4 separate regions of the Homo sapiens genome follow, and regions 1, 3 and 4 are each linked to region 2. A link is a loop called in an ENCODE intact Hi-C map of the cell type or tissue named here. Cell type or tissue: IMR-90. All regions are shown on one strand. Links, peaks and the distances in the headings refer to the core of each region. The heading gives the core; the rest is flanking DNA. Region 1 holds the start of LOC105373433 (a long non-coding RNA gene). Region 2 overlaps MIR3681HG (MIR3681 host gene). Region 3 overlaps MIR3681HG (MIR3681 host gene). Region 4 overlaps MIR3681HG (MIR3681 host gene).

What was found. A loop is a pair of places that touch in the nucleus more often than their neighbours do. Peaks named below come from ENCODE experiments on the same cell type or tissue, not always from the same donor. Only the 100,000 strongest peaks of a DNase experiment are listed, where the experiment ranks them.
Region 1: a loop joins it to region 2, with 4 times the contacts of the local background. A loop is called at or near these places in 2 of 110 quality-filtered maps.
Region 3: it touches region 2 in a loop (2.0-fold over the local background); 2 of 110 quality-filtered maps call a loop at or near these places.
Region 4: a loop joins it to region 2, with 4 times the contacts of the local background. A loop is called at or near these places in 3 of 110 quality-filtered maps.

The regions. Positions count from the first base shown.
Region 1 is chr2:12,102,546-12,110,694 of GRCh38, reverse strand. All of the region lies in intron 2 of MIR3681HG (MIR3681 host gene), which reads right to left. LOC105373433 (a long non-coding RNA gene) reads left to right here and starts at 989. Exons shown (of 4, transcript XR_922808.2): 1 at 989-1,143; 2 at 2,370-2,601; 3 at 5,111-5,401; 4 at 5,708-6,139. In IMR-90, for the core only: no CTCF peak of the experiment used is centred there; a DNase peak (open chromatin) is centred at 4,184; H3K27ac peaks cover 464 bases.
Region 2 is chr2:12,452,203-12,460,351 of GRCh38, reverse strand. The region is part of intron 4 of MIR3681HG (MIR3681 host gene); the gene reads right to left. The region is part of intron 1 of LOC105373431 (a long non-coding RNA gene); the gene reads left to right. Among named protein-coding and RNA genes, the nearest start is that of MIR3681, 260 kb to the right of the region's middle. In IMR-90, for the core only: no CTCF peak of the experiment used is centred there; a DNase peak (open chromatin) is centred at 3,871; H3K27ac peaks cover 1,751 bases.
Region 3 is chr2:12,169,442-12,177,590 of GRCh38, reverse strand. The region is part of intron 3 of MIR3681HG (MIR3681 host gene); the gene reads right to left. Among named protein-coding and RNA genes, the nearest start is that of MIR3681, 26 kb to the left of the region's middle. In IMR-90, for the core only: a CTCF peak has its summit at 3,846; no DNase peak of the experiment used is centred there; H3K27ac peaks cover 79 bases.
Region 4 is chr2:12,531,572-12,539,720 of GRCh38, reverse strand. The region is part of intron 4 of MIR3681HG (MIR3681 host gene); the gene reads right to left. Among named protein-coding and RNA genes, the nearest start is that of TRIB2, 180 kb to the left of the region's middle. In IMR-90, for the core only: no CTCF peak of the experiment used is centred there; DNase peaks (open chromatin) are centred at 4,620 and 4,900; H3K4me3 peaks cover 396 bases; H3K27ac peaks cover 913 bases.

The DNA of each region.
Region 1 (8,149 bases), core at 2,095-7,094, 350 kb after region 2:
TAGTATGGTTCCTGCCCTTGAGATACAGGGATAATGAGATCTCTCATAGACCTGCAGATGTTCATATCATTTCAGATCCCAGAACAGGCATCCTCCCTTCACTCCACGTCACAGGGATGTATATGCTCCCAGGTACCATGGCACTGTTAAGAGGTCGCTCTGATTATAGATCTTACAGAACTCATATTTCATCCTAAAGAATGTAGAGCTTTTGTAGTTTCTAATGTCCAGGCAGAGAAAAGGATATTTAAGGACTCTGAAATAACATGGCAGGAAATTGAGATTCACTTACTGCATATAAAGTGATCGAAAAATCCCCTCTTTCACTATCTCTTTTCCTCTTGGGTCTGTGGTTCACAAACTGCAGAGCATAAATCGTGAAGCAAACCATGCTGGAATATCAATAAACCCACATCGACCCGAGGCAGGAACTCAGCTTGCAGTGTGGGGATGTTTTTTTTTTTTTAGACATTGGTTGGCAGCCAGGTTGATGAAAGGAGAAACCAAAGAGAATAACAGCTTTGCAGCAGCAAAAAAGAGAGTTAGAATTCAGGAAATGTAAGCCATGTGCCTCTCTGTAAATTCATGAGGAATGAAATCTCACTGGTGGGGTGGGGAACAGTATAAATAATAAAAACACCAACACTATCCCAGACAAAGGCTACAAACCCCAAGTCTGTGTAGTCCCCAAATGTCATGAGTTGAATTGTGTCCATCCCCACCCACCCCAACCCCTAGCAAAATCCATATGCTGAGGTCCTAAAGCTCAGCACATCAGAATGTGACCATATTTGGAAACAGAGTCTTTACAGAGGTAAACAAGCAAAAGCAAGGTCATTAGGGTGGGTCCTCATCCCATCTATGGGACTGGTGTCCTTATACAAAGGTGGAATTTGGACACAGACATGCAAAGCATGAAGTTGATGCATGCAAACAAGCCCACACTGGTGTGAGCATGGCTGGGGCCCCAGAGGAGGGTAGACGTGGACCAGGGGCAAGAGTGATAAACTAGAAACAGCTTGAGTTGCTGGAAAACCAAGTGTGCTGTAGACAAGAGCTCAGCATGAAACCGGACCCGCCAGCAGGCCCCAGATTGTGGAGAGCTTTTAGGTCCAGCTTGATTGATTTAAGACCACCTGGCTGGTGAGTAGCAGAGATAAGACTTAGGTCTTCTTTCTCCCAATCCAGTGCTAACTCTACTAAGTCATAATAATGGCTAACATGTATTAGTAGTGATAATAAGATACTGAGCACGTTAAATCATTCAATCTTTACAAGCACCCAATAAAATAGATATTATTATTACTAATTCCACTTTTCCAATAAAAACTCTGAGACTTAAATGGGAAGTTTAAGTATTGCTCAAAGACACACAGCTGGTAAGTGAGTATCAGTTTTCTTTTTCTTTTTTTTTTTTTTTTGAGACGGAAGTTTCGCTCTTTTTTGCCCAGGCTGGAGAGCAATGGTGCGATCTCGGTTCACTGCAACCTCCGCTCCCCGGGTTCAAGCGATTCTCCTGCCTCAGCCTCCTGAGTAGCTGGGACTACAGGCATGTGTCACCATGTCCAGCTAACTTTTTGTGAGTTATTAGTAGACACGGGGTTTCACCATGTTGGCCAGGCTGGTCTTGAACTCCTGATCTCAGGTGATCCACCGGCCTCGGCCTCTCAAAGTGCTGGGATTACAGATGTGACCCACCGCACCTGGCCAAGTATCAGTTTTCTTAACCATTGTCACTGTCTTATGGTTCTTCTGTGTTGTCTTCTGTGGCATGAGTATGTACAGGAAAAAAAGATCGGCTTATATAATGCATTTGAGATGGGAAAATTCAAGTACGTGTGATTGTGCAAGTTATACGGTTATATTTATTGAAAAGAGTACCCTTTTATCCATTTATTTCTCAATATGGTAAAATTTGACATGAATTTCAGGGATGCTTAATATTTGTCTTCAATGGAGACAGCAAAACAGAGCCCAGGGTGACTTTTCTCTTGCTTTGCCTGTCTATGTCTCATGATGGTGTCCTGAGGAGCATTTTGGTCAAATACGATTAATGTGCTGATGCATTTATTCCTGAGAATCTCAAATATATCTATTGTGAGACCATCTAGAAGAAGAGTCTCTTACGAAGAAAATGTGGTTTAAGAAAAGGAAAATGAACCCTCAACCCTTATCTGGACTAATAAGCAATTATTTGTCAGAAAAGTTAGGGTTGGGCAGAAGAATTACCCTTGAATGCTACCATGAGCTCTAACTCCCTGCAGTTCTACATCAGTGTTTTGACAGAATGCATGAAAATACTGTGTTGGAATATGACTTCCAAAGAATTGAGGAAAAGTAAAGTCCACCCATCTCTGCTCTTAATGCAGTGCTGAGTATGTGTGTGTTCCACCCTTGATGCTATGTTAGGAAGAGAACACGAGACAGGAGGCTGCTTTCTTGATGCAGAGCCAGGCTGAGAAAAGTAAATACCAGAATGTGTACGATGTCAGATGGGCAGAGGCCCAGCAGAGAATGGAGCAAAGGAAACTATAAGGGCAGCAACCTCAAGGCTGGGGAGTTCAGCATGCAAAGAAGATCGACCTGGCATTGGTGCTTAAGGTATGTTCACTAGTGCTGAGCTTGGAGCCAGGGGGAAAAGAGGCTGTGGTGGTCCCCTGAGAGTGTGTGGATTACGTGTCGGCCAGGGCCAGTGCTGGATCTCCACAAAGGGCAGGGCTAGAGAAAGTTGCAGAAGGCTTCAGAGGGAGCAGTGTCCTCATGGTTAAAGCACAACTGAAGTTAAGGTTCCCACATTCAAATCCAAGCTCGAGTTTGGGCAATTACACCACCTTACAGGCCTCAGCTTCCTCATCTGTAAGTTTATGATAAATCATAGTCCTGATTTGATGGGGATTTGTGAACAGCAAGTAAAATAATTTCTATAAAACACTTAGCACAGCCCCTATCCTAGAGTTAATGCATGACAGATATTAGCAATGATTATTATTATTTGAAGAGCTGACATCTGAGCTGGGCTGTGAAAGACGAGTATTTTGCTAGGTGGAAAAGGGTGGGGGAGGACATTCCAAGGAGCGAGATTAACATTGGAATCGATTTTCCAGGCCAAGAAGAAAAATACCTCCTTTGTGAAAAGTTCCTTTTTAGCCTGACTATTAGAAAAAGCAAGCGAAGAATTTCATATGGGAAATGGGATCTGAAACTCCACCTTTCATTCTGAAATCCAGGAGATATAAGTTTGCATTTTATTATTCCCAGTGGGTTGGTCTTTTTTTCTTAACCTCCATTTCCACTTCCCCTCAAAGTACTTTGCTAAAGCATTTTGCTCTCACACCAAGAAATGAATAAGTTGTTTTGGAGCATATAGGGATGTTGGTAAATGAAAACACAAAAGCTTTTTAAGTTGATCAGCCCCATCGGTCATTGGTTGGTCAAACATGTATTGGGTTTTTTCTCCATGCCAGGCACTATTCTCAGTTAGAGGATATAAAGGTACTTACATCATTATCGCTGCCTTTGAGGGGCTCTGACTAGTGAGGAAGAAGACGAGGTAACCAAACAATTATGATTTCAAAGGACAGAGGAAACAGCGAGGTTCCCAGCAAAGACAAGCATAGCATGGAGGGCCAAGGGAAATGTTACATGATAACTAAAATCAAAATTAACCTCTTAAAATTCCTCTCTGGAAAGAACGCTGGAGTTCAGCTGACTATATAAGACATAGGTTGTTCTCCAAGTCCCACCTGGTGAGTATGATGAAGTGTGCATGACTCGGCCCCGTATATAAGCTCTAGAAAGCTTCTTTCCCATTGATAACCACATTTGTTACAGGAACCTTTTCCTCCCACTGGTGTTTCACACTTTCAATTTCCTCCTTCTGAAAGAAAAAGTTTAATCAGGGTTGAATTAAATTAGAAATGTTAATGCTGGGATTATTACCTCTGCTTTCGGAAGAATTATCTTTAATAACGTATTTCATTCATCAGCCCTGAATGCAGTTTTGAACCTACCACCTCCTGATGTAGTGGAAGCAGGGTGGAGCTGGGTTTCCAGGGCAGATTGTGGCTTTCAGGCTTTATCAGGCATTGAAGGCTCGTGTCCCACATGGAAGGCAGCGTCCAGTCACTGCTCATTCAGTGTCAGCATGCAATGTACAGCTGCACAGCTGCGCGGGGATTCTTGGAACTCAATGAAGATGACTCACAGGGCTGGGGGTAGGAAGGACGGCCCCTTGGGGTGCTGGGGAAGCCCGAGGGAAGCAAGTTTAGTCAGACCTCCTGGGCTGCCTCCCTGGGAACAAGTCATCGGAGACAACATTTTTCTTTTCTTTCTTTTTTATTTTTTGAGATGGAGTTTTGCTCTTGTGGCCCAGGCTGGAGTGCAATGGCGCAATCTTGGCTCACTGCAACCTCGGCCTCCTGAGCTCAAGCCATTCTCCTGCCTCAGCCTCCCGAGTAGCTGGGATTACAGGCATGCGCCAACACACCTGGCTAATTTTTATATTTTTAGAAGAGATGGGGTTTTGCCATGTTGGTCAGGCTAGTCTCAAACTCCTGATCTCAAGTGATTCACCCACCTCGGCCTCCCAAAGCGCTGGGATTACAGGCATGAGCTACCGCGCCGAGCCGGAGACAACATTTTTCTATCCCAGTCTTGCTGGCTCTTCCAGGGAGGAAGCCGGGATGTAGCCGGTACAAGCCCTCGAGGCAGAACCAGGCAGACTTCCACCCTCCACCCCACCAGCTCTGACATTTTCTACGTGTACCTTGCCTAAATCTCTAAAGCTATAGGTTTCCCACTGTAAAACCGGTTAGCAAAACCTGCCCTGTAGAGTTGTAATGATAATAAATATAGAAACACTTCCGTGACTGCCAGAAAAACTAAAAGTAAAATCATAAATGCCTAGCCGAAGTCATTATGAGTTCCTTTCTCTCTCACTGATAGATTGTGAGCAGGACACACGCTCACGTGTTTGGATGCTCCGTGTCCTAACACAGCAGGGGTGTTAGCTGAACAAGTGATGAATAGTTGTGTTGCAGGAATGTCTATGTAGGAGGCTCAAGTGTCTCATCTATGGCCTGTGGTACACCATTTTTATTTTCACTCCCAGCACCAGAGAACCAGCACCTGAGAAAGGCAGAGAATAGAACTCAGCATTACCGACCTGGAGTCGGGAGCTCCAGATCTGCAACTCATTTCACCTCCTTGGGCCTCAACTCCCACTTTCTACAGGGGGAAGTTTGGGCTTGTGAAGATCTTAGATACCTTCCAGCTCTACGTGCTCTATGGAAGAAAGCCAGTATTTATTGAATGCCTACTATGCGCTCAAACCCGGGCAATGCTATGGGGCATTTGGCGACAATTCAGTGGACACGAAGCCTCTCGCCCATCCCTGATTCAGGTACCCAGTGCAGAATCACCCTTGGGGGCTCATCTGTACACTGTGGAACGGGATGCCGGGCTGGTGGGAAGGCAAGAGGTGTGGCTGGTAGCTGGAGATAGGCATGGCAGTGCCCTAAGTTGCACGGTGGTACCTCTAGGAGACTGTAGTATCTCCTCTCACACCACAAGTATCCAGGAGTCAGAGGGAATGTGATGTTAAATAACAAATAATAAACACCATGACAGACAGAGACAGTGGAAAAAAACAAAAAGCTTTATATTCCAGTGCCTTTACCAGCACATTTTTCCCTCGTTTTTGAACAAGGATTCCCCACATTTGCAACAAGCCCTGCAAACTAGGTAGTCATTGGGCCTGCCGAAGACTGCATAACATGAATCCAATCATGAGAAAAGATCAGACAAACCCAGCTGAAGGACCTTCAATCAAATCTCTCTCCTGCGAACTTCCAAGTCTCAAAGTGTGGGAGGTGAAGGAACGACTTCAGAACTGTTCCCAGTTGAAGAAGACAGAGCTAGACACAACAGGTATTTCCGAACTGAATCCATTTGCAATAAATCATACATTGGGAAAAATTGGCAAAACTTGAATGGTGTCTGAAGTTTAGATGATACCAATTCATTAATGCTAATTTTTTTGATGGCTAGATTGTATTTTTATAAGAGAATGCCTTGGTTTGTAGAAAACACAGTAAAATATTCCAATAGCATTGGGCATCATTATTTGGCTCTTTCAAATATTGGCAAATTATTTGACAACGTTTTAGAGAAAAATTGTTTTGTATTTTATCTGAAACTTTTCTGTAACATTGAAATTGTTTCAAAAAAAATTTTAAGAAAAAATATCAAGCCATGTTTAAAAAAAAAAAAAAAAGAAATGGCAAGCAAATTGAAACAAATGCACAGAGCAGAGAGGTTACATGGTGTGCCTAAAATTACTGTTGTCAGGGTCAGGAGCTGGGGCATCCACACGAGCCTCCTCTGTTCGAAGCCCTGGATTCTCTATCCTCTCCCGCTCTCTTGTTCAGAACACAAGGACTACGCTTCAAACTCCTGGCCTTGGCAGGCTGGCTAGAAATGGTTTGTTTCTCTGCTTACTGACCTTGTCTGACTTTCCAGACAACACTCTAGATGGTTTCTCTCTCGACTTTACAGGCTTAAATGTATCAGGTGCTTGAGAATCAAGTTTTGGCCACTGGACACCATGACCCGGTAGAGTTCTTATCATTCCATTTCTAGAAAGTGATGGAGAAGCTGTAACAGAGTCCAATATATTTGGCCAAGGGTGCTAAGCAAGAAAATAAAATGACACAAATACAATTTAAAGGGCTCTGGACTCAAGACATGTGGAAAGAGGTGGATACAGAATTACAATTGTTTAAAGTAAATAGTGGAGCAGTACAGGCCCCGATGTAGAAGCATAAAGGAATTCATAATCATGCATCAGAAGCCTTTTCAGACGAGACAGCTTTTGAGATTTTTGAAACCTGAATAGGTAACTTGATATCAATTAAAATATAGTCATATATAAAAGTTCTTAGTTGTACCAAAAGCAGAAAGATTTTGCTGTGTTGCTAGAAAAGTTTATAGTCTGCAGTTCATATATACATACGTACATTTGGCACATCATTAGCAGTGTCACTGAGACATACGACACTGTACAATGTGGCCCCTGCCTTCCATAAGCTCCTATTCTAAGGAGGGATACAGAGAATTAAGCCAATTGAACAAGAGAACAGAGTGAAGTACCCTGGGAAAGATGCATGGACAGAATGCAGATACAGAGAAGGAAACGGACGCCAACCAAGGAGATCAAGATACAGTTTCCTTCTAAACACATGGAAACACGGACAACCTGCTAACTTAGTATTTTACTGAATTACAATACACTGTCAGATAATATAATAGAAGTTGCACTCACACAGACTTGGGTTCCCGTCACAGCTCCTGTACGGTTTTAACCAAAATAGTTAACCTATTTTAGCCTCAGTTTCCTCAACTATAAACTAAGAAAAACTAGACGTACCTCCTAAGAGAGTAGATCTTAAATGTTCTTATGCACACACACACACACACACACACACACACACAGTGAGAAGTATGTGAGGTGATGGATATGTTAATCAGCTTGGTTTAATCAGTCCACAGGGTATCTATGTATTAAAACATCGCACTGAACAATATATACCATTCTGACTGGTCAATTATACCTTAATAAAGCTGGGGAAAAAATAAACTTACCTTATGAAATTAATTGAGATCATTGATGTGAAGTGCAATTCATTAGAAAATACTCAGTCAATTTTAGCATTACTTTTATTACCATTAATTATAATTTGTCTACCCATGAATTTTATTCAACATGAGAAGAAATGCTAGCTCACCAGTCACCACACAGTGTGCTGTGTCATCACGGCCACAGGAAGGGAAGGGTCATGTACGGCCTGCAGGATTCTGAGGGACATCTCAGTTGCACCCTTTCTCTGGAGCAAGATTACAGATATGATCCAAGTAATTTTGACAAGGGGTTGGACACAGCATCCAAAAAGCACCCAAAGGAATCCTTGTCTGACCAAAGTGAATCTTCACTGTCAGGCCACCTGACACAGAAAGCCTTCAATAAATTCTTACCAAGTGGATGAATGAATGAATAAATGAACAAGTGAGTGCATGCATGAGGAAGGATATGAACAACTCTTCTCCTTTCACATGAGTTTCCCAAACTGAACAAACCAGGCACTGGGAAATC
Region 2 (8,149 bases), core at 1,870-6,869:
AACATACTAGTGTGCCCAGCGAATTTTTTTCGTTTTTTTCTAGAGATGGGGTCTTACTTTGCTGTCCAGGTTGGTCTGAAATTCCTGGCCTCAAGTGATCTTCCTGTCTCAGTCTCCCAAACTGCCCCTTAAATATTCAGCAAAAACTGGAAGCAACCAAGATGTCTTTCAGTAAGTAAATGAAAAAATAAACTTAGGTACATTCATACAGTGGAATAATATGAAATAATATTTTGCAATAAAAGGAATGTTCTATCAAAGCCATGCCACAAATAAAGAATTAATCTTCTCTGTGTGTCATTAAGTGGAAGAAGCCAATCTGAAAAAAGGATAAATACTATAAACTTAAGTTTACATAATCTTTTGCAAAAGGCAAAACTTCAGAGATGGTAAGAAGTCAGTGTTCCAGGGTTTTGGGTAGGGAGGAGGGTTAAAGAAATAAAGCAAGGGGATATTTTAGGTAGGGGAAACTATTCTGTATGATACTGGAAGGATGACTATTTTACGTTATGTATGATCAAAACCCATGGAAATTCACAGCACAGAGAATGGAACTGAATGTATACAATTTTGAAAAAGAAATCATATAGGAGGTTGGTTCAGCAACCTTAGTTCTAGCAGGAAATGCAGACTGTCACAAAGATAATCTAGTTGTATTTCAAATGTATGAGATAATCTCACTGAAGGCTACAGGGAAGGTGAAGGAAGATGCTACCCTAATCAACTTTGGAAATGAGTGATTACTACAAGAACAAAGGCAAAAGCAACTGTACATAAGACCTATACTCTAGTTGATAAAGTAGTTTCCAGTGAGGCTACAGGTTAATAATACTGATACAGTTATAAATATATACAAAAATTGAGCCATTGGTAAATGGATGGTGGATTGTGGAGGCCTCGTTTTTTAACTGTTGAAGTAGACAAGCAAAAGGAAAAAGCTAGAATCATCCATGTGGCAATAGATTAGAGTTGGAGACATGAGTGCAAACTCATGTTTAGCTTAGTATAGATACAGATAGTTAAATGTAGAAATATATACAGATATGTTTATATAAGTGGGTTGGTATACACATGTACGTCTCCTTGCTCTGTTGGCCAAGAGGGTGTAGAAACAATGACACCCCAATTGAATGAGTATAACTAGTGCCCAGATTTGGGGTTCTAATACCATTCTTTTTTTTTTTTCTTTTGAGATGGAGTCTTGCTGTGTCACCCAGGCTGGAGTGCAGTGGCGTAATCTTGGCTCACTGCAACCTCCTCCTCCCTGGCTCAAGCGATTCTCCTGCTTCAGCCTCCCTAGTAGCTGGGACTACAGGCATGTGCCACCAAGCCTGGCTAATTCTTTTGTATTTTTAGTAGAGATGGGGTTTCACCATGTTAGCCAGGATGGTCTCGATCTCCTGACCTCGTGATCCGCCCGCCTCGGCCTCCCAATGTGCTGGAATTACAGGCATAAGCCACTGCGCCTGGCCTCTAAAACCATTCTTGAAGAAAAAGAACCAGGGCTTCTTGGAGATATGGCTGGTTCTAGCACTGGAGTAGGGAATGCACAAAATGAGCTTGGAGCATCTTGTAATGCCAGAAAGTAGAAATGCTTAATACACACACACACACACACACACACACACACACACACACATTGATGGGGTGTTTTAGAGGAACACAGGAACCAACTGAAAGAGTTCCCAGCGGCAGAAGCTGGAACAACTTGGCAAAAGAAAAGAATAAATCATTGTGGTGTTATAACCAAAATATAAAATAAATATCAAGAAAGCCATAGTAAGACAAAAAAGATTGAATACATAAAATAATAATGGGGAAAAATAAACAAATATCTCTAGTATTTGTGAATGACTGAGTTAATGTTATCTATAAATAATATCATTTGATATTTTGAATAAAAAAATTTAAGCCCTAAAAGGATTATTATGCTACTTTTATAAGAATTTTTCTATTAACAACCGTATCTGAAATTTGCAGGTTAAAATTTCAAAGTCCTATGACAGTCCTTTTCTGTCATTTCTGGAAACACACTTGCTAAATTAACTTTGAGTTTAAAGTGCCGTCAAGCACCCAAAAAACTGCTATTGCTGGACTGATGCCAAAGGTTCCCAATTTCTAGGTGTCAGGTGTGTTTGGATAGAGGCTTCAGTTCAAGTTTATTTGTTCTATGACAACAATTTTAAAAATCGTACCTATCTCTGAGCCTTCAGGCCTATCACAGACACAAGAAATTCCACATCTTGTGAAAAATGTGTCATTTGCATGGCATTTTCCCTTTGAGAATATGTGTGTGCACTTTCTGTGCCAAAGACAGTAGAAAGTGTAACAGAGCATGTGCTGGGTGAGGGAATGAGCTGCGGCTGAGCAATGCACTTCAACTGCTTGTGGAAACTCTCGACTGGGGATTGTCTGTTTCTTCCCTTTAGATCAACAAAGAAGTATCCAGTTTACTCAAAGTACCAGTGTTGAATCTGTGCAAAACATTGAGTCCTTTGTCTGATTCAAAACCCACATCTCTTGTATTAAGCATGTAATTATGCACCATAATAATGTCTCACGTTTTCCCAAGATTTTATATTTAACCAATTTCATGTCAATTATATCACTGAACACTAATTCCCTTTCCCCATCCTGTCCCATTCTCTTGCACTGCCAACTCTTCCCTCAGAACACATACTCAAGAAGCATGGAATGTTGACCATGTTTGGAGGTTGAGGAAACGGACATTTGCAGAGGGTGAATGATGCCCCAAAGTTAGAGAAACACCAACTAGAGAAGCAACTGTGTAAACAGACTATGAGCTGATGGTTTTGTTTTTAGGGACACAGCTCAAATTCCCTAGGACTGTGCTTTGCTTATAGTACACCATTAGATGGAAGCCCAGCTCTTGCACAGTGATTTCTGGCACCTCTGAGTGTAGAAGTATTTCTCCTTCTTCAATCTCCCTCCATACCTGCCTCCCCAGGCTCCATAAACTTCTCCCTTATGATGCCCTGCCATCTGCTATTTCCAGAATCCACTCACAGATGTGCCTCTTCTACCAATAAACTGTGAGCATGTGAAGGGCAGTGCCCATGGCTGACTCTTCCCTGTATCTGTTGACCCCACCCCAAGTATTAATGTAGGTCCTGGGGCGGAATGATGTTTGATAAGTGAGCATGAAACAGGACCCATTACGGCGAGCAGTTTAAGATGAGGAAAATTAAGAGTTGGAAGGGAACTAATATGTATTGATCCCCTATGCATGCCAGGCTATAGCCTCAGTCCTTTACAGTTATTCTCCACTAATTTCTGACTTCCTATTACCATCCTCATCATAAAGAGGAAGAAAATCCCACTCAGCGAGATTAAGTCATTTGCCAGTCATCAGGATTTGCATCCAGATTGGGCAATTCCCTAATCGGTACTCTTTGTACTAAAAGACAACCCCAGGTGAATTGGCAGGATCCAAAGACTAATCCTATTTATATTCATCACAGGAGCATAATGTACCAAATACCTGAGAAGAAACAGGATAGGAAATTTTCTGTGTGTATTTTATCTGTGCAGGGAGCATTGGGGTCTATTTTCATTGGCTTTATCCCCCTTTTTTTTACTTAAAACTAATAACAACTGAATATTTTCCACTGGCGTATAAATGGATGTCTCAATTGCAAAGGTGCCGACAGCTCAGTCTTACTTAACTTTCAGTTTAGGTATCCACCCTGCATTGCACAATCATCAAATGAGATATGATGCAATTTTTTTTAAACAGACTTTGCAAAACAAGTATTGAGTAACCAGAATCTCTTTTTCCTTGTATGTGCCTAGCAACCTTGCAGGTCTGTTTGACAGGAAAAATTTGCCCTTGGACAGCAATTCAGAAAGATACTTAAAGGCTGAGAAAAGCATGAGGCTCTGGAGTGTCGCAATCAGTGGGTCAGGCTGATTAACCAAAAAGGAAGTGCTTGGGCTCCCCCGTTGCTCCGCCCCTCTCTGTGTAAGGCAGCAGGGTCAGAGAGAGAAGCCAAATTTATCTGACACATTCCTCTGTTTACTTTGTGGACTGTAGAGCTTGGTGAAAAGCTTTCTCAGATATATATATTATATATAATATATATTATATATATTATATATTATATATATATTATATATATATTATATATATTATATATATTATATATATTATATATTATATATATAATATATATATATTATATTATATATATTATATAATATATAATATATTATATATTATATAATATATTATATATATTATATATTATATAATATATATATACACACACACGTACATATATGTATGTGTATATATAGTATATATGTATATATATAGTATATATGTATGTGTATATATAGTATATATATATGTATGTATATATATAGTATATATATTATTGTTAAAAGAATGATGCAACATTGCAGAAATTTTTGAAAAGTGAAAAATTAATCATGCATCATTTCATCACCCCAACAAATGTGTTTTCGGTTTTATTTATTTCCTTCCAGGCGTCCTCCTCATTCATACATATTTTACACACTGGGACAGAATCCAGGAAACACCATCTGCTGAGCACTATTTGGTCAGAAACTGGACTCAATGATTTAGATTTTTAATCAAATTTATTTCTGACAAAATTCCTCCAAGGTCAAAAGATTGTCTCCATTTTACAGATTAAAATGCAACCACTACCTAAGAAAATATTAGTACCTGCCTGAAGTTCCCGGGTCAAGTCATGAATCTGGGATTCAAATACAGTTTTGTTTGCCCACAGAACCAGTGGTTTATTCTACATCGTCACTCAGCTTTATATTTTTCTTATTTACCATTATATATAAGTATGTTATTTTATGATACTCATCTATATTAATATGTTAATATATGTAATCTAAGTACTAATGATGTGTCACCATTTACTCTACAATATTAAGTTTTGGAGCAGATATTAATCTCAGCCTGCAAAAAATCAATTTTGCAAGAATGTAATTGTATTTTCTGTACATGGGCAATATTCATTTCAAACCTCTGTTTTGCTACATGGTAGAAACTTAATCTCATCAATTGGGGACTTACACTCCTGAAACCTGTAAAATTCCAGAGATTGTTTTTGTGTTCCATGTTCTTAATTAGTGCCATGCTTGGGTAAAAAGCCACGCATGTGGCTTTTATGTTTACCTCTCTCCATTGTAACATCCCCTGGGATGGCCTGATACCCTTCCAACTCCTAGTTATCGGTCCTTAAATGCCACTGCGCATCCTCCTTTGCCCGACTGCAAAGCCTGTGCACTTCCGGCTTAAAGTAGCCACTCCTAGGCCTCTCTTCAGAGCAAGAAACAGGAGTAGCAGGACTGAGTGAATTGGTTTTCCACGCCTTCATGGCTCTGGCTTTCCATGGTCTTGCTTTCTCATTAGTTGGATTCCTATTTACAATGGATCTGCTGCATTTCCAAAGAAGACTCTCAGCCACATGCTACAAAGTTATCAGCAGCGGCTGTGATGATTGGGATGAAACGTGGGATGTGTCAAGGCAAGAGAGGACACTCAAGTGGTGGCTCACACCTGTAATCCCAGCACTTTGGGAGGCCGAGGCAGGCGCATCACGAGGTCAGGAGATCGAGACCATCCTGGCTAACCCAGTGAAACCCCGTCTCTACTAAAAATACAAAAAAAAAAAAAAATTAGCCAGGCGTGGTAGCGGGCGCCTGTAGTATGAGCTACTTGGGAGGCTGAAACAGGAGAATGGCGTGAACCCGGGAGGTGGAGCTTGCAGTGAGCTGAGATCACGCCACTGCACTCCAGCCTGGGCAACAGAGCGGGACTCCGTCTCAAAAAAAATAAAATAAAATAAAATAAAAAAGAAAAGAAAAAAAAAGAAGTGTAGCCTCCTTACAGATGACCAGTGAGTGGATGCATTTTATTAGTTCTCTGGAGAAACAGAAACTATAGGATGAAGATGTAGATATATAAAAATGAGATTTATTTTAAGAAATGGCTCTGATGATTGTGGGGGCTTGGAGAGTCCAAAATTTGATAGGGGAAGCTGGCAGGCTGAAAACGGGAAAGAGTTTCAGTTTGAGTCCAAAGACAGTCTTCCAGAGAATTCCTTCTTGCTGGGAGAAGGGAAAGTCAGTCTTATCAGTCTTACATTCTATTCAGTCCTTCAGTTGGTTGGTTGAGGCCCACTTATAAATGTGGAGCACCATGAGCTTTACTCAAAGTCCAGCATTTTAAATCTCACCGAAAACACCCTCACAGAAACATCCAGAATAATGTTCTATGACATATCTGGGCACTGTGACCCAGACAAGTTGACACATAAAATTAACCATTACAGCATCCCTTGCATGAGCTGGCACCATAAACATAAACAGCAAAAAGGGGATACCTCCCCGAGGCCCCCCCGCCGGGACACCTCCCCGAGGCTCCCCCGCCGGGACACCTCCCCGAGGCTTCTCTGCCGGGATAACTCTCCGAGGCCTCTCTGCTGATTATTCTAATCCACCTTCTCAACTTTTTAGGATTACTCCAAGAAAGGGCATTTTCTTTAATTAAAAAAAAGCAAAGCGATAAACAAAAAAAAAATCCTGTATTTACAGCACATTATTTAATTCATTTGAGAAATATTAACAGTTCCAGGCACTATTCATCTCTATAGATTCACAGGTGAATAAAATCCTATTATTTTTGTCTTAAGGAATTGACTTAACGCAAAGATAGAAAACTAAACAAGAAACAAGAAACACTACAATAATTGCTTAAACTGCAATAATCAAAGGTACTAAGGGACTTTTCCATTTTGGTCTTTCATTAATTTTCCTTTACTGGTTTTCAAGTTAATGTTATGCCACCAGCTGCCCCCAGACAGCCCTAAGAAATGTGCCACTGTGTCGGTGGTGGGGACACCATGGAAGGTGACATGCACAGCTTCACATGGTGGCTGCCCTATGAAGACGTGGGACAAGCAGTATCTTGATTTTAGAAAAAAAAAAAAAAAAAAGAAAAGAAAAGCTGTGCTTCTTCTCAGCCACTGGTTCATTTTTGCCTTAAGGACCAGTTGACTTTACAAGTGATAATATATGTAGTTTTTCTTTGTCTTAGCTATAAAGGAGAGAAAAGACAAATGTGGGTACAATCTGTGGTAACCCTGTAGAACCATATGGCATTCATTCTGCACACTGACTGTGCTCCAGAGTGTCTCTTCTCTGCTCTCTCTCTTACTTTCTCTTTATTCCCTTATTTTTATCACTAGATTTTTAAAAATCTTATTTTAGTAAATGGTCCGCTGACAGCCAACTCAGATCCATTTTGGAAAGACATAGAAAATTATGTAGGTGGATGGATGGATGGATGGATGGATGGATGGATGGATGGATGGGGAGACAGTTTCCTTTCATAGAGTTAAGGAAAATGTCATGGAAACAATGATACTTTCAGGCTTGGTCGAAGAGGATGCATGGCTGTTTATTGGAAGGGAAGGAGGGCAGCTTCTACCTGGGGCAGGTAGTGGGGAGGGATGGGGAAGCTGGATTGCACTAACCTTTGGTGAACAGAGCTAATTAAGTAAGTTACTTAATAATCACATCATCTGGTTAATGCAATTCAGAATGAGTCCCAGATACTCTGGTCATTATGCTGATGGAAAGCTTTTTGAAAAAAAAAAAAAAAAAAAAAAAAAAAAAAGGCCATCTCCCTCTGCTCATCCTGTAATTATCCATTTCTTGCCTACCTCTTGCTGTTTTTGATAAGAGCCATTAGGATAATAATTACAGGCTCAACTAATGTATTAATAACTCTATGGATGTACATTTCTTGATGCCTCTGTGAAAGACTGAAATATGTTAACCTTTTAAATGTCTTCAGTCACAGGCTGTGTCAGACTTTTATTAATGGCCCAGTTCAGCTGCCCAAACTCCAGCTAGCTGCAAGCGCATATGATGTGTGGTAACAAAGCATTTTCATCCTGCTCATGGTCACTTCCCTTTTTAGGAACTTGAAATGAAATACTGTGTTTATCCTGTATATCCTAAGAATGTACGTCAGCTGCAAGCCCTGAAATAGACACAGTTTGCTGCCCTAAATATTTGATTCTTGAGTCAAGTTATTGTAATTGCTAGACATCTTTCTTTAAATATAGAAGGACAGTAGAGC
Region 3 (8,149 bases), core at 1,688-6,687, 280 kb after region 2:
AATGAATGAGATACCTCTCAGCAGAGTTCCAAGTTGGAAAGAATCATTAAAAATGTGGCCATAATTTCTCTACAGAAAAAAAAAAAAGAGGACACATTCAGGGTCATTCTGAAATAGTCTTTGCAGAGACATCTGTTCCCGTTACAGCTTTGCTAAACCAAATATGTACGTGATGCTTCTGGTTTTCCTGTCAAGCTGATCAAAGGGTGTTTGTGTGTAGAATAATACATTTTAGGAACGAATGCCAGGCATGTCTGCAAATATTACATTAGAGGAGGGACAAGTTGGGGTGGTGTGGGGAGGGAGGGCACACGGCTGAGCTAATGGCCTTCCTGTAGCTGTTGCAGGCTGGAGAAGCCGAGGTGACTGTGGGGACTTCAATGAAACTGATAGCATCTCTGAGTCCAGGCCGGGAGATGACTCACCAGTGGAGACTCATTAGCACAGGGTCACCCAGGGACTGAGAGGTTCCTTTCAGAAAAAAGAAGCACAGACATCCAGCATCCTTCCTGCATTTCAATAACTCTGTTTAAACCAGGAGGAACTGGTTCCACGAGACCATGAACCTACATTCTCAAAAGAAAGACGCATTACATCTAATTAGGCATAGTTTTATTGATTTCTAATAAGATTTGGGGAATTTTTAAATTCTGAGTATCAAATTGACAGTTGGAGTTCTTTCTTTCATTTTGTTCACGTTTTTTCTTGTTGTTCTGAAATGCTGTGTCACATTCATGTACTCATGTGGAACCTGAGTGTCAACATGTGAGCCTGCAGCCTGCCTGCTGCATTGCTCACCTGGGTAACACTGAAAGCTCTATGTGCATTTGTGAAAAAAAAAATCATGAATTAGATACATCAGTCAGAGAATCATGTCAATCACAAAAGACAAAACACTCCTTTTAAGGATGAAACCTGGTTTGCAGCTCACTTTCTCCAATAGAGCCACTGCCCAGACCTGTCCAGCCCTCACCATCTGGCATGTCTCTGCAGCAGCTAATGTTAGAGACCTTCTTCCTATAAACAGCATCTCCCTTGGTTTTGGTGGGACTATTCATATCTTGTTTTCCTCCTGTGTATCAGATCATTCCTTCCAGACTTTTCTTCCAGACTCCACTGTCTCTACATCTCTTGTATGCTGCTGGCCACCCAGATTTTTGCCCCAACTTGCCCCAACTCTCTGCTGTACTTCCTCTGCATTTTGTAGGCTCTCACTCACTGTCCTGGCTTGGGTCCCCATCTCTACACTGATGCCTCTCCTGCCTCCCCTCCAGACCATCCTTCTGAGCTCAGGTTACAGAGAGCCAGCAGCCTCTGCACGATGGGACCCAGGATCCCAGAGTGTGCACCCACTTTGTCTCTAACTCTGGCATCAGCCTCCTAGTCAAGTCATCCAAAACACCGGGAATGATTCTGGACCTGTTCTCTCCTTCATCTGCTGCAAACTGAGTCTTGCGTTTTCTGTTTTCTCAGCATCAGATACTTTTTCCTTTTTCTTCATCCCCTGTGAGATGCTGACCACAGTCCTGGCTCACCCTTCTCATGCCAAGACCACTGCCATCCTGGAAAATGGGCTGTGTGCCTCTAACCGCAGTCCCTGCCACACTTCCTTGAACACTTTATAAAATTCAAATCTGATCACTCTTTCTTAACCCTCTTCAGGGTCTTCCAGTGCCCAGAGGATCACTTCCATCCAGAGTAGTTCATCATACGAGACCCTAGTAATCTGGCCCCTGTGTTCTCACTCAACACTTCTCTTTGAACGAATGCACAACTACTTACAATTCTCCCAAACTGCCATGTTGTTTCACGCCTCTTTGCATGCCTTGAAACGGAAATACCACTACCACCGCCTTCGGTCATTCTCTCTTGTTCACTTTTCAAGCCTCAGTTCCTCTTCCGTAAATCTCCACTCCTTTTCTGGGAGAATTATTCTCTTCCATGTTCCTGCTGACTTCTGTCTCCCACAACTCACTCTGTCAGGCCACACTGCCCACGTTTACATGTCTGTGACTCTACCACCTGCTGGTGTGTCAGTTTGACTAATTCTCTCAGTTTGTCTTGCCTTGCTTTCTTCATCTATAAAATGGGTATAGCAATACCTACCTCAGAGGTCTGTGCTCAGGATTAATTGAGTTAATATATTTAAAGTCCTTAGTGCAACATCTCCCAGAGTAACAGGCACATATTAGGTTCTCAGTAAATGTATAATTGAACACATAGAATAAGCAAATAGACACCAGCTACTTTTGTCAGCCCATGTATTAGTTTTCTGGAGTTGCTATAATAAAGTACCACAGACTGGGTGGCTTAAACAACACAAATGTATTTTTCTTACAGTTCTAGAGGCTGGAAGTTTGAAATCAAAGTGTTGGCAGGGCTGGCTTCCTCTAAGGCCTCTCTTCTTAGCTTGTAGATGGCGTCTTCCTGCTGTGTCTTCACATGGTCTTCCTTCTATTCATGTCTGCATTCCAAACTCCTCTTCTTGTAACGACATGGGTTCTATTGAATGAGCACAACCCCATGACCTTATTTTCCCTTAATTACCTCTTTAAAGGCCCCATCTCCAAAAACAGTCACATTCTGAGGTACTCAGAATTAGGACTTCAATGTATCAACTTTAGGGGAGAACAATTCAGCCCATAACAGTCCAAGTCTCTCAATTTTTACTGATGTTTTATTTTAATCCTTTGATAAGTAAACAGAAGAGACAGCCATGTCCTACTGTTGAAGGATGGACAGTGTAATGTCACAGTGCTGATATTAACATGTTCTGAGGCCTGTGTGAATGTCGTAGCTCCACTGGGCCTTGGTTTCCCGCTCTATAAAGAAAGGAGATGAACCTAGGTGCTGACTTCAGTCTCTCCCATCTCTGATGTTTGGGGATTATATGAATAACAAGTGCACACCCAAAAGGTAATTTAGAAAATGTCTTCCTTCCGTGTACCTTTGGACCAAGGGTCTCCTATCTGTACATCTAGGTCATTGTTGCCTCATGGGTTCCTAGTGGGTGCGGCTCATCTATTTGCAAATTTTTTTTTACTTCATCAAATACTAAATCTAACATTTTTATATTTCTCTAAAATGTTTCCTCTTTTTATGTGTTGCTGCACATGCATTCTGCTATAAATTGTTAACCATAGTTTAAACCTAAATTTATAAAACTCAGCCAGAATACAGAAATCAGAGCAGTACTAACCTTGAGGGGGTGAATACAGAGTAGGAAGGGGCCCGAGGGACCATCCAGGATGATGACAATGTTCTATATCATGACTGAACAGTTGTTACAAACGTACACACTGATGTAAGAAATCCATCTAGCTTTGGACCTGAGAGATTTGTGTATTTTACTAGATGCAATAATACCTCAACGAAAATATATAAATACCATAAGGATAGATTGCACTTGGTGACAGCTACCATGCAGAAATGCTGACCTATCACTTTTCTCTGAGCAGTTGGTCCTGTGATCATTTTGGAATGTGACTTTTGTACTGCCTGCAATTCAGGAAGGGAGGATGTAAGGAGACCAGAAGGTTAAGTCTTTTTCAGTACTCTTTCTATCCACATATTATCTCTAAAAAAGTGGAAGGAAAGAGGAAATTCTAAAGGAGCTGAGAAAGGGCTAGATGTGTTGGGTCTGAAATATCTCAGTATCCAGAAATGCTTGAGGGATTAGGACTCCAAGAAAGGAAGAAAGACACAAGCCAGTCACTATCTCCTGAGATGAGGCTGTTAGAGACCCAGAGAGAGACCCACTTCCCCTCTGGAAGGAGTTTCCACAGGGATGAAATCCTATTCACATTTATGCCTGTGTTCTTGCCCAGCGTAGTCCTTATCCCAGCCATTAGTGGGCACTGGGTGACTGGAGCATTCTCCCTCTGCTCCTTCAGTCCTTCAAACTTGCAAAAAAAAAGATAGATTACATAGATGATAGATAGATAAATAGTGATAGATAGATAGATAGATAGATGATAGATGTAGTAGGAGTGATTGATAGATTAGATAGAGGGACAGATATAGATAGATAGATATAGATAGATAGATAGATAGATAGATAGATAGATAATAGATAGTGGTAGATTATATAGATGATACATAAATAGATGATAGATAGAATGATAGAGTGACAGAGACAGATGATAGACAGATAGATATATTAACAGATAGTGATAGATAAATAGGTAGATGGACAGATAGAGATGGACAGAGATGATAGACAACAGAGTTATAGAGAAAGAGAGAGAAGGAAGGAAGGAAGGAGAGAGAAAGAGAGAAAGGAAGAGAGAGAGCAAGAGAGAAGGAAGGAAGGGAGGGAGGGATTCACTAGTGATTAGAGTTCTGAAAGGAAAACATCTCCTTTGGCGTCACTCTCTGACACTTAGTGTGATGGTACCAGCCCAGGCACAGCAGTGAGGACTTCCCCTCAACATGTGAAAAATAAATCTTTCTTACTTACCAGCTTCACTCTCTCCAGGGATTTTGGATCTATTCCTGCCTATGTGTGCTTGGAAAGTAGTACTAAATGGCAAATGATTTTTTCTATAATTATGTTTACATAGTATTTTTATTATATGCAATCTGAAAAATATCTTCATCATATTTTCTAACATGGGCAAATACATGTCTTAATAATCGTCTGAGAGGGCAATATCTAAATTTTTAATGTATTACCTGTTGTTTTCCTAAGTACTTAACCTTGGCCATGGTTCTACAAAGTGTCCATCCTCCAGAGGGGATGTTAGAACATCTTACGGAATGGATTCCTCTATTTATCCCACAGTAATAAAGACTTAAGTTCACACAAAAACCTGTGCACCTATGTTTACAGTGGATCTCTTCATAGAAATGGCAGACTAATTAATGGTTACTGGGGTTAAGAAGGGGATAGGAATGGAAGAGAAATGAGTGTGGCTACAAAAGGGCAACAGAAGGGCTCTTTGTGATGATGGAAATGTTCTATGCTTTGCCTGTATTAATCTCGATGCCTTAGTTGTGATATTCTCCTATAGTTGTCCAAGATGTTACTACTAGGGAAAACTGAGTTAAGGGTACACCACAGGGTCTCTGTAATAGTTCTTACAATTGCATGTGAATCAAAATTATCTCTAAATTAAAACATTAATTTTAAAAACTAAAAACAGATGCCTCAGGCATGGAAGATAGGATCACAGGCATGGGAACGGGGTGCTGGGTAAGGAGGTTCACCTATTAAAGCCACCTCTTCAATTCTTCCTCTGACAGCAAAGGTGTGGGCTTGCTGCTGCTTGAGGGGAAGAGTATATGGCAACTGGGGACCAAAAGCTCACTCTTTTCCAATGCCAGTGGATGGTGGGAAGGAGACAGGGAGAGAGAGTATGAGCACACGTCAAGCTGAAACTACCTAGACATTCCCCTCTCAGTACTAGAAAGGGACAAGGAAAGTGACAGCACAAAAGGTCTCTTGCCCTCACCAACCCCAGCAGAGCCATATCAGCTTTGAGGCTCAGTGTGGCCAGAGAGAGGGGAATCCTGAGGTTTTTCTTTCCAAGCCACCTATTTTCTTGAGTTTAATCAACTCCAAGATGTGAGCAGGGCATCCAGCAGGACTGGTAGCTACTAGGAGCTTAGGGGATGTCACCCAGGGGCCAGAGCTCCAGCTCAAGAACCCCAGATCTTTGCTCTGCCAAACACACACAGCTTGATGAGGAGGACCGGGAAGGGCAGGGGGGTTTCTGCCGGGGAACACATGGATGTGCTGCAGAGGTCGATGCACCCCCATTCCACAGGAGGTCAATGTATCCCCATTCCACAGGAGGTCAATGCACCCCCATTCCACAGGAGGTTGATGCACCCCCATTCCACAGGAGGCCGATACACCCCCATTCCACAGGAGGTCGATGCACCGCCATTCCACAGGAGGTCAATGCACCCCCATTCCACAGGAGGGGGCACAGGAGCTCTGCACTTAAGTTCACACACTGCCAGAACTTTCCCTAAGTGTCCCTTTTATAATAAAACTGTAATCATAAAGTATAGTGTTTGCCTGAGTTCTGTGAGTTGTTCTAGCAAATTATCAAACCTGAGGGGGTCATGGGAACTGATGTGGTTTGGCTCTGTGTCCCCACCCAAATCTCATCTTTAATTGTAAACGCCACATGTCTAGGGAGGGGCCTGTAATCCCCACATGTGGAGGGAGAGAGGTGATTGGATTATGAGGGCAGCTTCCCCCATGCTGTTCTCATGATAGTGAGTGCATTCTCATGAGATCTGATGGTTTTATAAGGGGCTCTTACCTCTTGTCTCTCTCTCTCTCTCTTTCATCTGCCGCCATGTAGGATGTGCCTGCTTCCCCTTCCACCATAATTATAAGTTTCCTGAGGCCTCTCCAGTCATGTAGAACTTGAGTCAATTCAACCTCTTTTCCTCATAAACTACCCAGTGTCTAGTATGTCTAGATTCCATATGTCTAATCTAATACAGATTAGAGCAGTGTGAGAACAGACTAATACAGGAGCCCTTGAATTTATAACCAGTTGGATAGAAGTGCAATGGCCTGGAGACCCCCATAGTGTGGCTGGCATCTGGTCAGGGCAGTCTTGTGGAGGCCTAAGCCTTTGACATGTAGAGTCCTGCGCTAACTCCAGGTAGTTGGATCAGCATTGAATTGCAATCCACCCAGTTGGCATGGAAACAGGACGGAACCCTACTCCAAGCTCTAGATGTAGGAACAGTATTCTCAGCAGGTCAGGGGTCCCTCCTTTGTGTACCACTGTGCCCTGCCTGACTTCTACCTTAGTGCCTCTGATGTGCTTGGGAATTCATTTGTTTGAATGAATGTCTCTCCCACAAGACCCAGGCTTCTCATGGGAAAGGACCAGAGAGCGCTCAGGTCTCATGGAAGTTAAAGTCTTTTGAGGGAGTGTTTACGTTTAAGTGTTACATATAAGTGTTTTACAAAATCCTAAGACCGTGTGCCACATCACCAAGGCCCCTCTGCCTTGGAAGAGGCCAGGAGCGTGGTGAGGTACCCTGAAGCTCAAGCACCACTGGCCTCACGGCAAACCTGCTGTGTCCAGGCCCACATCTCATCCTCCCTGGCATCCGGCTCGCAGAAGACATTCTGAGCCCGTGTACCAATGAATGAAAGATTAAGTAATTCATCCACAAACACAGATCCAAGTAGGAGTAAGGCATTTCTTAACCTTAGACTTAAAAGATGATTTGATTCCTTCTGTTTAGATAACAAGGGCTTTTTTTTCCTTTGAGGTCTGACCTCACTTACTATTTTTGCCTGAGTCCCTGCAGTGGGACTGGGACGGACACACAGGCTGTGATGACAGGGTCTAAACACACAGGAGCCGGGGAAGCTGGTCATCTGGTCTTTGCAACCAGTTTAGAAAAATCCCCCAAGAAATTTGTGTTTCATTTCAAAGTTAAACCACTAAAGAATCAAAGAAGGGAGCTGAAATGCAAATTTAGGGCTCATTTTAACTTTAGGAGGATTTAAGGTCTTTGTCTCAGTGCCAAAAGCTTTCTCTTTGTGGAGAATCCAAGTCATTAGGTTGCCCTGGCATTTGCTGGGGTTTACAATAAAATAGTTAGAGGCTTTTTCACAGTCACCCAGCATTAGGAGACGTGTTGTGTGGCACGTCATGCCTCTCATACCACAAGGAATTCTGGAACCACTCCTCCCCTTCCTTCCTGCTGTCACTGCCCTGGTTTGGCCTCAGAAGCGGGTCTGAGATGAACAAAGAGGCACTGGATGTGAGATCACACCGACCTAAGTCCCTCTCTGACTGGCCCTGACGTACCAGCTGCGTCATTGAAACTTCTCTGAGCCTCTATTTATTTATAAGATCCCAGCATTCAGTAGCTGCCACCATCTTGGCATCTTCCCATACCCTGGGTACAATTTCAAGCTCCTTTTGTATGAAACAGGAATCCCAATTTTTCATCTCAGGTAGCTGAAGAGTGACATCTGAAGTGTCACTTAGAATCACTACCCTGGCTTCTATCTTCAGCTGCAGAGAAGACTGTGCTACCAAGAGGATAAATATGAAAGGGTCTCTCTCACCAGCCTGAAAACAGCCGGAAGGTACAGTCATGTGCCATGAAGGGCTCAATGGAGGTGGCTGGGTCATGCCAGGGTATGCAATTAGGAGCTGGA
Region 4 (8,149 bases), core at 1,929-6,928, 79 kb before region 2:
GGGCCAAAGTCCAAACTTCCCAAATTCGTAGTATTAAGTTACTGTTAATAGGACTGCATTTAAACTACTGCACTTTAGGCTGCCCCTCCAGCTCGTGGTTTTGTTTTTTAACTCCGGGCTTGGGTTTGGAGCAACAAGGTTAGCCACCTGAAACAACAACATTTGCCTAATCTAGTGTGATCTATTTCCCATGCGAAGATTGCTTTCTGTGTTATTTTATTTTTAAAGGGAGTTAACATTTAACGTACACGATAGCTCGTTCCTGTCGCCCTGAATGGCTCTGTTTGTTTCAGCACGTCTCTCTACCATGCTGTTGAGCCCCTCATTTCTTAAGGTTCAGGAAACTCTAAATATTAATGAGGGCCAAAGACCCATGCATTTGGCAACTCCTTCCCCACCACACACTCCATTAACCACAATATCCGAAGGCATTTTGTAAGTTGGGAAACTTGACTAGGAAAAGTATAGCACCATTGCAATTTGGAATAATGGCATTTTTTAAAAATGTCATTTATGCAGAAGGAATTGGTAGAATTGGCTGGCCAATAGTTTATATGAAGCAACTCCAAAGATTTATAGAGATGAGTGGTTCTCAAAGTGATCAGCGGTATCAGCATTGCCTGGGAAACTTGTTCGAAATGCCAATGACCAGAGCCTACCCCAAATCTGCAGAATCATAAACTCATCAGAGAGTCTGAAGTGGGGCCTACCAGCTGGTGACTCTGATACTTGTTACAGTTTGAGAACTACTAACATAGACATAACCTCCTACCTCGTAGAGCCGTAATAATCAGCATTAGGGAAACACAAGTGTACTTCAGGGAGCTTAGGACTGAGGCCCAGACAGTCCTGAATTCTATTCCCAGTTCTGCCACTGAATAGATATTGACCTTAAGTGTGTTTTGCAATATATCCGGGCCTCCTATTTCTCATTTATAAAATTATTATAGAAATGCATTCCATTCTACTTGACTCCTTGAGTTTTGATGCTATTAATAATAAATAATACATTTAATAATATTTTTAAAAATATTTTATTTTAAATAATAAAATGAATATTGCTCAAAGTGCTTTGAAACATTGAGAGGGCTTCCCATGGTGACCAACCTGTGGCAGCGCTTTATTGCAGAGATCTCCTTAGTTAATCAGTCTCTCCAGGTATATGGGGATTTCTGAAATTCCAGACAGATAATCTTATCACAGTGCTAAAGTATTCTGTCCTATAAATGGCAACAACAAAAAGCCATTCATTTCAAGTGGTTAGTAGACCGATAAAATGAAGGAGGTGTCAGTGGAACTTGAAGGATGAGTTTGGCAAGCAGAAATAATAGCACGTCCTTCTTGGAGCCAAGAGGGAGCAACCTGTGTTAACTAATGACAGAGCTGAGGATATATAGAGCAGAAGGAGTGCATGATTGTGCATAAATGCTGGTGCATGCATGTGTGTGTGTGTGAGAGAGAGAGAGAGACAGAGGAGAAGTAAAAAAAGGAGGACAGTGGCAAGGTGGGAGCATGCAGCTCCCATCTGTACCTAATGGTACTTTCTCCTTTAGAGAGTACTGCACTCCCCTCAATCCTCACCCAGGCTGTTAGGTTGACACAGGAGGAAACTGAGGCCCAGAGGACATAATTTATCTCCTTCATTGATACTGGCATGAGAAGAAGCTGAGGCAGAAGCTGAAGGAATGGCCACAAGAGCCAAGGATGGGCAAGGAGGACCTTGATGCTTCTCATCCTGCTGGGACCACTGACCACATGTGGACCTCTCTGCAACTTGAGCAAGGGAGTGTCAGCCTGGCTGACAAAGACATAAGCAGAGCTGGCCAGGGCATTTCTGTGCATGTTCATCCCAGTCTCAGCAGAGAACAGTTTCAATCCATGGTAATGCTCCAAACTTGGTCCCCCCAACACTTCCAGACACCCTTGCTAAGTCAAACACTAAGAGATGCTGGACAGTATTTATTTTTGTCTCTCTGTCTCTATTTATTCTTGTTGAAATAATAATATTCCAGTTAGACCATTTAAATAAAAATTCTATCTCCATGATCTTCAATACATAATATTTTTCGCAATCTTTCCTTTTATTTCTTGTCCACGGTTTTTTTACACACTTGTAATCATAACACACATATCCTCTTGACCCTTCTTTTTTTATTGCTATTATGTAATAAACAATTAGACTTGTTGCTATGGTGTTTCCACGTTATTCATTTTAATAGCTACATAGTATTTTATTCAGAAAATGCACCATAAATTATTGAACCATTTCTGTTTTTTTAGTTGAACTCCCATTTTGTACTAAGACATTCATTGTAGATATATACAATAATGCACTCCATGTTTACTATGCCTTTTGGTACTTTGGTTAATATTTATTTCCTGTTATGTTTTGATAGAATTTGGAAGGTAAGCATCCTATTAAAAATAGGACGCTCGTTGTTATCATAAGAAGTTCCACAAACATTCCGAATACTGTGATGTTCTATTTATATCCATCTACTCAAATACATGGACACTCGGCTCCCTTTTATGGAGTTTTGTGCATTTTGCCTCTTCTCCCTCTCCCTTCCCATTCTTCACTAGTTTAATCTTGGGAGTCTGACATCTTTGCTTAAACACCCCCCACACACACACCACCAGCAGTTTGCTTCTTGTGTCCTGTTTCTAGTCAAAAAGGAGTTAGATTGCCAGTTTTCTTTCTCTGCTTTTCACTTTTCCTGTTCTCTTTTTGCTATAATAATTGCCCATCCCATTCCTTTCTTTTTAAATTTAGCACTTGATTTCATCACTCATATTAAATATTCTTTTCAAGCATTTTCCCCTCTATTCTGTTCTTGTTGTTAATGGATTTAGGGAAATGTGGGAGTCCCTGGAAGGAAAGAGCACATCAGGGCAGCATGAAAGATAATTACAGGCCCCATGTCTGAGGTCGCATTCTTTACTTTGGCCACTATTAAATGAGCTTATTTACAACCCTCAACTTTATCCCTCTCTTTTAAAGAGACGCATATATACATTAAATGTAATACCCTCACCCCCAGCTTCATTTAATTTTACTACCAATAATATTCCCTTTTCAAGGTGTTGGGTCTACCATTTACTTGTTGAATTTTATTTTGTAAGCTGTCTCAATTTAGTTTTTGAAAGGAATGGAAAAACAAAAGAATGGACGTCTACATGATCAAATGCACATAGATTTCACAGTGAAAAAAATCATCGAAAGACCTTCCATGATGTGGCAACTCAGATACAATTGATCTTTAAAACCCAATTGAACAGAATGCCTTAGTAATTATTATTCAGAATACCAAGGCCCTGGCCCATGGTACAATTATCAGAAGCTCCATTTTTGATATTTACTGCATGTTAAGAGAACTCTCTGGAGAGGAACTGAAATAAAACAGTCTCTGGAATCACTGACGAAAGTTTCCCCTAAATGTCTGCTACATACTCAATGCGGATGAGCTGTGGTCCTTGTCATGCCTTCTCACACAAGAGGAAAGATGGTAGAATGGGAATTTCTTCTTTTCCTTGAGTAGCAAAAATTGGCCTGCTATTTACCAAACCCACTCTCTTTTTCTCCTGAGCACACAACTAGGAGACATTTTCAATGTTCCCTGAAGTTAGGTGAGGTTACATGACTGAGTCCCGGCCAATGAGATGTGTACAGAAGTGGCAAGTGCTACTTCCATGGTGGTCCACAATAGTCGATTACATGTCATTTCCTATGCTCTTTCCTTTAGTTTCAGATTCACCCAGATGCCTTGGATAATTTGTTTTGGAAAACATATATTGAAGATATCAGAGCCACAGTATGACAGAAGACTAGGTCCCAGAATCACAACTGGAAGGAAAGTCATGCACTAATGAAGAAAACAATTCTTAAGGCTTATATGAGCTGAAAACAAACTTCTGTCATGTTGCTGCCTTTATCCATTTTTAAAAGATGTTTGTCATCAGTAGTGCTACTCTAATAAAATACATCATGAGCACAATAACTTAAACTGGTCTCATTATAAATCCTAGATCTCCTATCATCACAGTTTAAATCCAGACTACTGGTGTGGAAAGGTATATAAATGCCTTCCAGAATCTGAAAGGCATAATTTTGTTCACTTATTTCAGGTTTTACTAAGGATTCCATACCCTTGGCTTCTGTTGAATTATTTCATACACACTATTTTGTAAAGTAGATAGAAGATGTGCCTAGGATTTAGGGTTTTTAATGTCTTTCCATCTTCCCAGGATGCCTATATAGTAATCATTTAAAATACAAGACAATCCAATAAGATGACATGAAGCTTTCCATGAACTCGAAGAACCAATGAGAATAGATCTCTCTAAAATATTGGTGAACAAATGAATACTTGCCAGAGTCAGAACAATGAATTTTAATTGAATTATTGCACCCACCAGGCATTCCAGAGCCAAAGCACTTTTCCTTTTTTAAGTAACAATTTTGTCTTTTAAAAAGTGTATTTCTAGCTTGACATAAGCATGACTTTTTCTTTCATGTGTCATGTATAAATGGAGCAATTTATTTTCTTTGGACTCACAGAGTAAATCCTCATCTTTGCTTGTGCTGATGGGGTGCAGGCATGTGTGGGAGGAATTCTATGAATGTGGAGCTTTTCCCGTGGGTGCAGAGAGAGTTTGATGGGAGCTGATGAGGTGTGTGTGTGTTCTTCAGACTTATCAACCACCACATGATGCTGGAAGATGAGCCAGTGAATTTGTGGGTGTTGAGCTTGTTGGATATTCTGGATGCAGGTTTTTTTTTTTAATTTACTATTTAATAAAACCCAGCTGACAAGCTTTTTTTGTAAATCATGTTTATGAGATATGAGTCAGTGATGACATATGCATAAGCGATTCCAATGAAAGGAAAACCTTTAAGGCAAGTAGTCCTTGGTTTTGTGGGAAGCTTAGCCAAGCATGTTGCTCTAGCCTCTGGGGTGAATTCTTTCCTAGCTACAGTGAGACGAGAAAATCTTCAGAGCACATTCCAAGATGGGGCTTTTTTTTTTTTTTTCTGTGAGAAGGTGAAGACAGAGACCAGTTTGGTTTGGTGGTTGTCATTCCGACTTCCCACACTGTCATAACTAGGACATGGCTGTGAAAGAACAGCTTGAAGATGAAGCAAACCCTGTTCTAGTAGCCGGGGAGCCTTTGTTTAGTTTTAGTTTAGTTTTTTGTTGTTGTCGAAGCTTTTGAAAGTCTTCTCTGAAAGTGGTTCTGTGTAGTAGGGGGGAGAGACAACTTTGTTGTTTTCTAAGAAACAAACAAAAAACCTGCTTCTTTGAATCTCCCAAATGCAAAAGCAAAGATACTTTCCTTGTACCTTCCTCCAATTCCTGCCACGCATGTTTGGGTCTCATCAGACTTCTTTCCTTACTGTGCCATCCAACGAAATGTCATGGTCCTTGAATGGCTTTATTAAATATCAGATGGCAAATACGTATGCAGTCATGAGGCACAGGAAATAGCAAACCATCCTGATATCCTCTAAATAAGCTGAACATTTCACTTGAGGGAAGGTATTGCAGATATTCCAGATTGAGGAAGAGAACACACCCTCTATAAATTGAAACCTTTCATTACAGTTTTTTAAAATCTCATATTTTCATTAGGAACTGGAAATAAGATCAATTTTCTCTTGGGAACTATATTGAAAAATATAAAGAGACAAATATAACCCAGGCAGAGAGGAATTGATGGGCACTCAAGTAGGAAATTTTTTTTAAATAAAAACTTACCTGCCCATGGTATGGTTAAGCTTGACTCAACTGCAAAATGATTTTTGTCATTGTTAGATGCCATAAGGTATTATATTAGCAGCCTAACCTACATGAGAGATTGTATGACTCAGGAGTTCAAACAGATCATCAATATTATGGCTAGAACCAAGGTTTTTAACAGTTCAGGCTACTTTCAGGAAAACTCTTTCCAAGTGTCATATGTATAAAATGTTTGGAATTCTTATTTAATGCATTCTATTATTTAGAGGGCTTGCTTCTATTATTCAGGGGCTGAATAGTGCTTTGACTTAGTTATCTACAAAATGCAACTTAAAATACAAAGGAGGGAGAGAAAGACAGACTTCTGTCAGAGGTATCCTCTGCAGTAAAACCTTTGTATTTTACTTCCTAGAAGAGCCCAGGTCTTGATCTGAAGGATCTTGAACTGCCCCAGGCATGACTGTGTGACAAAGCAGTATATTAAAACAGTTGAGCATAACCACTGGAGAAAAACTGCTACTTTTTGCATGAGTTTTCTGCATCGAGTACAGCAGCTATATCCTACTCAGTTCTGAGCATAAAAGTTTAAAAGTGAAATTGACAATTTGGAATTTATCCAGAGAAGAGCAACTAGTATGTTAAGTATTATAAAACCAGAAAACTACTTCAAATGAGGAGATAACACTGAAAGAAAAGGAGACATTTAACTGAAGAAAGAAAACTGAATGGGGACCCTAATTCCGTTTTCAAGTATAAGGGAACTGCCAAGAGAAAGTAAAATTTGATGCTTTCTAGGTAGCTCCATAGAGTGGAAAATTAAGGAGATTTCAGTTGAATGATTATTTAACTGATAATTAAAATAAAATGACCTGTCTCATAAGTGACTTCTTATCACTGGAAGTAATCAACAGAGATCCTTGGTAATCCTGACAGGGAAGCTATAGGTGACATTTACAATGGATGAATGTGGTCAGATTGTTTCTATGGCTCTCTTTCTGCTCCAGCCTTCTGCAATTTCATAAACCATCTGTTGTGGCTTTTTCGTTGTTGTCATTTGTTTGTTTTTAAGACAACCCTATTAAATTGATGTAGAAGAGCCAAGATTAAGAGACTGACAAAGTTTATGCTGAAAAAGCCCTGTCAATGGATTTGATGACACGTAGATGTTACGTGATATAAGCACAGTAAGCCTTTCCTGTTCTCATTAGTTCCTCATACTGATTATGTCCAAGTTTCTCTGAGTAGGTAGCCAAACCATCATGAGCTTTGGAGGTTTTCTCCTTCTCACGGATGTCTTATTAAAAGAAAATTCACCAGCATCTAGCAGAAAAGTACTGTTTTCCGTATTTTATCATCTAAAGTGCCATACGACTCAGACATTGTATCACCGACTTACGCCTCACAAAAGACATATCAGGTTGTTACCATTCCCTTTTTGCAAATGAGAAACTGAGTCTCAGTGAAGTTGAGGGTCATCTGCCAATAGGCTTTTATGGAAGATATTTTGGAATGGAGAGAAAAGTCAACTTTCTTGTGTTTCCAGGATGTTACTTCAGCATGTCCACTGGATACCTAGGTATCCAGTAGGATACTACGTATCTGGATAGATCAAGGATACTGAGATGCTACGTATCTCAGCAGATCTGGTGGAGAATTCCTTAATTTACTGGAAAAGAAAGACTAAGCCAACAACTCTTTGTGAGTATGACAAAAAAGATTTATGTTTTTGCTGAATAATTTTGCCTGTGTTACCTACACATTAAGGATTTTATTCCTCAGTAAATCATCTGTAATAAACCAACCATGTAAAATTTCCTGTCACTATAATCTTGATGTCTTAAAAATTAATATCCATGTGGATTTACAAGTTTAAAGACTTTTTCAGATGAAAAGTCTCATTTTTGAATTATTTTAAATGCCCAAGAAATTTAAAATACCATCAAAAATATGAAATACTTGGAATAAATCTGATGAGAGATGTGAAAACCTTTGAAAATTGAGTGATTTTAAATATAATAATTGACAATTAGAGCTTTCTCTTCTATGATTGCCTAATTTATTCTTTGACTATATTTTTTGTCTCTTTTTTATCATTTATGGAAATTCATCATTTTGTCTGACATAGCCATTTAATTTTTTCCCAATTTTGGTATATCAATTTTCATATTTCATGTTATTTTTTGTCATATTACTTATTTTGTTTTTTAAGCATTCAGGTTTCAGGTCTTTTTTACAATGTTTTACCACACTTAGATTACACTTACAGAGCTTTATTTTATTGATTTTTCATAACAGTTTATAATTTTTTTGGAATTTAATTTTTAAAAGGTATTTTCTGAAATATCTTTTCAGTGTGTTTCGTGTACAATGTATTAAACAGAAAATCATTTTTCAGTTCAATTAAAATTTTA